Regions from separate parts of the Mus musculus genome. Here region 2 is linked to region 1. The links are chromatin loops, found by intact Hi-C in ENCODE. Cell type or tissue: gastrocnemius. All regions are shown on one strand. Region 1 overlaps Cd160 (CD160 antigen). Region 2 holds the start of Gpr89 (G protein-coupled receptor 89).

What was found. Hi-C counts contacts between places; a loop is a spot of excess contacts. Peaks named below come from ENCODE experiments on the same cell type or tissue, not always from the same donor. Only the 100,000 strongest peaks of a DNase experiment are listed, where the experiment ranks them.
Region 2: a loop joins it to region 1, with 2.1 times the contacts of the local background. A loop is called at or near these places in 14 of 42 quality-filtered maps.

Annotation. Positions count from the first base shown.
Region 1 is chr3:96,811,553-96,814,052 of GRCm38, reverse strand. All of the region lies in intron 1 of Cd160 (CD160 antigen), which reads left to right. Among named protein-coding and RNA genes, the nearest start is that of Cd160, 1.7 kb to the left of the region's middle. In gastrocnemius, a CTCF peak has its summit at 1,207 (motif pointing left); DNase peaks (open chromatin) are centred at 713 and 1,185; H3K4me3 peaks cover 876 bases.
Region 2 is chr3:96,904,348-96,906,847 of GRCm38, reverse strand. Gpr89 (G protein-coupled receptor 89) reads left to right here and starts at 1,550. Exons shown (of 14, transcript NM_026229.4): 1 at 1,550-1,666. The coding sequence starts at 1,625. In gastrocnemius, no CTCF peak of the experiment used is centred here; a DNase peak (open chromatin) is centred at 1,509; H3K4me3 peaks cover 1,722 bases; H3K27ac peaks cover 1,350 bases.

The DNA of each region.
Region 1 (2,500 bases):
GAGGGAAGTCTCAAAGTCTCAGAGAGCACTTTAGAGTTAAGCCTGGGCAGCTTAGCTCACACATGCTGTGCTGAGTCCTACAGGCTGCTCTCTTTAGTTCTGTGTTCGTGAGAAGACAGTAGGTGAGAGTCATCCCTTTTCATAAATATCAAGGAGATAAAGATCACTGCAAGAAAGCAACCAAAGGTTGCCAAGCCTGCGCTAAAGCCCTCAGGCCCAGCCTGGGCTGTGAACTACCTTCATGGAGCGTCTCTGAAGGGTGTTCATGTCCCAGAGGTCACACACTGGAGACGACAGAGCAAGGGCAGCCTTTAGCCACGGCATGATTTGGGCAGAGGAAGCCAGCCAATTCATTCCTGGGTTTATAAGAAATGGACAATTCTCCCTAAGTTCAGTCCCGGCCACTTCCTTGGGGGAGGGGGGGGGGAACACACCTTCTGCCTGTGAATCAGAGGTGGTTGTTAACCAAGGGGATGTGTGACCCTCTGCAAGTTCAGCTCGCAAATGGGATTTGTGAATCTGGGGATAAAACGCATCTCCGCCTGTGTCAGTCTCGACTAGGGAGCGGCCAATTGCTTCCACGGTAGACTCTGCCACTGGTAGAAAGCATGGGTTATCGTCAAAGCTGCCGGCAGCTGTCATAGCTGTCGCCACTTCATTAAACTAGACAGGGGTTGTTCCTGCAGAGAACACCCACGTGGAGGCTCAAAACCTCTAGAACTCCAGTTCCAGGGGATCCGATGCCCTCTTCTGGTCTCCACAGGCACCAGGCACACAAGTGATCACAGACATGCATGCAGGCAAAACAGCCCTACCCGCAAAATAAAATATTGAAATTTAAAAGGAGAAATTCTGATAGATATAGGATGGACACTAGATCCTAAAGATAGATATTCTTCTCTTGTATATTCTGTAACTCTGTCTTTATAGAATTTGTTTCCTTGCTTATCCTATACCTTTTGCTTTAGTGATTTTAGGCTCTTTTTTTTTTTTTTTAATTTCATATGTTATGAATGTTTTGCCTATACACACACGCACCACACGTTAGCCTGGTGTTCATACTGACCATGGTTAAGCCAGCAAGAAGGCTTAGGACAGTGGTGGGTGCTCTCAAACTGGAGTCACAGACCCTGGTAAGACACCGCGGGCGCCGGCACTCAACCCTAGCTTCTAAAGAGACAGCGCCCTCTAGCGGATAGAACTCCGGGCACTGCCCGTCTGCTACACATAAGGTGCTTGCTCCTGGCATCAAGGTGATTTCTGCCAAGAGAGTCCTTATCCCAGTAGTCCCCCGGGCCTGAATTTCTCCCTTTCTAACCCTCTGTAACCTGCATCCTCAATTCTGTTCTTTAGTGTCTGAGAGAAGAGAGGTGGCTGTAAGAGGAACCAAAGGGTTCCTCCAAACGGTTAGGAGTCTGGCTTCTCCACCCACTCTCTGCAACTTTAAGCGAGTCACGCGACTTCTCCGAGAGGTCTGCACAGAACACGTGATTAATGATGCTCAGAGTTTTATAAGAACTAAATACAACCATGGGTGTGGATGTGAACTGCAGCCAGCTGTGCAGCCAGAATAATGATAACGACTAGCATTTTATTGAGCAGCTGTGCTACGCCAAGCGCACACTATCTAAGCTGCCATATTAACCCCCTACCATCATTTTATCCATCAATAAACTTGTTTTCATAGAGATTAAGAAACTTTTCCAACATTGGACAACTAGTAATTAACAAGGCAGGTTTCAAATCTAACCTGACTCTTGAGCAGCGGTTCTCAACCTCCCTAATGCTGCGACCCTTTAAATACAGTTCCTCATGTTGCGGTGAGCCCAATCAATAGATTTGGGGGACAGAGTTCGAGACAGGGTTTCTCTGTATAGCCCTGGCTGTCCTGGAACTCACTTTGTAGACCAGGCTGGCCTCAAACTCAGAAATCTGCCTGCCTCTGCCTCCCGAGTGCTGGAATTAAAGGCATGCACCACCACACCCCGCTCTCATTAGATTATTTTGTTGCTACTTCAAAACTGTAATTTTGTAAGGGTTATGAATTGTAATGTAAATATCTGATACGCAGAATATCTGAGATGACTGTGGGTCGCGACCCGCAGGTTAAGAACTGGTGCTCTAAGAGGAGGTTTTTCAGGCACACAAACTCTTGTTTTGATGACCTGTCTGTCCCCATGTACCTGACATGTGCTAGTCACCTGTTTTCACTTTTCAAGGGTTTTACCTCGGATCTGCCACAGAAGCCTAAAAAATGTGATGGTGCCCCAGAAACTAGTTTTTAAGATGTACCTTGATTGTTTTTGACAGCTAATTGTACTAAAACAGAATTTGGACTTCCGATACCAAGTGTCTGATACTTGCCCTCTTGACTAAACACACTATCAAGTTTTACATTTTTGAGTTTGCTTAGAATATGTGTGTTGCAGTGGTTTGACAGAAAGACTTCTTCAAATGTTGAAGCTTAGGTCTGTGACATATACCAACAGCGTCTATTAAG
Region 2 (2,500 bases), 93 kb before region 1:
TGCTTCCCTGAGAGATGGGACCAGGAACACAGAGTTCTGTGATTTAAGAGACTCTCATGGTAAGGCAGCCTCCACAGCTCCCTGGCACTCTGGTACAGGTATTTGGTATTTGATATGTAGTTTGTGCTGTGTGCTATCTGGTTTTATGTCAATTTGACACAACCTAAAGTTATCTAAGAAGAAGGAAACTCAATTGAGAAAAATGCCTCCATAAGATTGGACTGGAAGCAAAATTGTAGAGCATTTTCTTAATTAGTGATTGGTGATAGAAGGCCCAGTCTATTGTGGGTGTTGCCATGTCTGAGTTATACACATATGAAGCAGGCTGAGCAAGCCACAAGTAAGCCAGTAAGCAACACACACACACACACACACACACACACACACACACACACACCCATTGCCTCTGCATCAGCTCCTGCCTCAGGATCCCTGCCCTGTTTGAGTTCCTGTCATGACTTCCCTCAAAAGGGAACTACAGTGTGAAAGTGTAGGCTGAAATAAACCCTTTTCTCCCCAACTTGTTTTCGGTCATGGTGTTTCAACACAGCAATAGTAGCCCTAACTAGGACAGGCTGCTTGGTAAGACAGGCTTCAGATCAAAGGAACAGGGGTCTTTCTTTATGTGTGGCAACCTGGGGGAATGTTCTTGTTTATTTATATTATAATCTGAGCACTCACTTTCTAGATACCAGCATCCCCTGCAACATACACTTGCACCCTTACAAGCCTTGACTGTAACTAGTCTTTACAATAAGACTAGCTAGGGTTCTAGTGGGAAAAGTCTAAGTCCCATTGTAGTATATTAAGCCTTCATAAATGGAGTATCTAATGGAAGGAATTATAATTCACTTTGTAGTTGAGCCACAGCCACTCAGACTGTGTTGGGAAGGGGGAAACTACTTTCTAACATAGCCCACCTTTAAGACTCCTACGTAATTATTATTTTGAATTAAAATCTGTCTTCATGTAATTTCTCGTCCTTTGGCCTAATACTCCACACCCTAAAGCGCCAACTATAATGGCGGTCTCATTAGAGTCCAATGAGTGCACACTCTTATAAGCCGTGTGCTTTTGACGTTATCATATCAGAAATTTACTTAGCTATGTTTGAGAAGACTCTTACGTTCCTGTCCACCATCCTTTCGCTTATAGATGTCACACTGCTTTTTAAACCAAGTAAAATCTGTAACATCTGCAACACACTACTTGACTTAAAGCCTCACTCGCTATGTTAACTTATTTTTACTTTCTGCCGTGTTGGGAATGTCACTGAGGACCTCGCACAACTCTCACCCCAGTGTTTCTAGCTATGAAAAATATAAAAATAATTTCATTATATTTAATGGCAGTGCCACTTAAAGCAAATGTTACCTCTCCTCACCTCCTTGTGCCTACTAAGAAGAAACACATCTGCTTTGAGTCTACCCAGCGGCTTCCAGCCCTGCCCACCCTCACCTTCCAGGCAAACGGAGAATGCGGCCGCTGATTGGCTGGCTAGGGCGCATCTTGATGACGTAAGCACGCGCCAGGCCAGGCCGCCTACCACAGCAGGTGGACAGGTCTTAAGCCGCGGCTTCTCTGAGGGGTAGACAGCTGGGCATGGGCCTCCCGAGGCTTCGCCATGAGCTTCCTGATCGACTCCAGCATCATGATCACCTCCCAGGTGAGCCTTGGGAGAACCTGGATTTGCTCAGCCCGCTCCCTTGCCCGGGTGGCGAAGGCTGACGTGTGGTGCTGTCACTCACCTAGCGTGCGTCCCCAGACTCTGGGGAGGGCCTGGCTGGCCCCAGCGCTGAGCCGGTGCCATGCGGGGGTCAGTACCCACGGCGCCCCGAGGCTTCCGGGCAGCTCCGCGGACCACGGAGCCTGGAGAAGCTTGGCTCCCGGCGGGAGGCCCACGGCAGCGTGCCTACCAGGGCTGAGGACCGGGACGGGTATGGGCTTTGCAGGATCCGGGTGCTGACACGTTTGCCTCCGCGAGGTCCAAGTCTGAGCTTTCCTTTGTGCAGTGACACCTCATCTTTCGTTCTCTGGTTGCTGTTCACTCTTTGCGGGTCGCGGTCGACCCACGTTTTCTTCTCACTTGGCCACCTCTATCTACCGTTAAACAAAACCGAAGAAGTATAAACCACTGGCAAGTTCTGCTCGCTTCGTCTAGTGAGCCTCTTGCTTTTCCCATCAGTCGTGTCTCTCCAGGGTTTCCTCCCACCCCACCCCAAGTGTTTATGATAGCCCTGATATCATGTATGTATTTATGTGCATAGCCATGTACCCACTTTCAAATGCAAGCACTCACTAAGCAACTGCAGACGCTTCTTTGCTTGCATTATCGCTCTCACCCCGCATCTTTCCAGTAAAAGATTTTTTTTTCTCTTCATCGCATCCAAATGGCAAGGGAAAGAAACAGTTCCCCTGAGGGACGTAAGTGAGGTACATCCTTGAATTTAGGGTTTGTGCAGCTGCATCCCAATGCTTCCCTCAGCAGAGCATTGCCCTC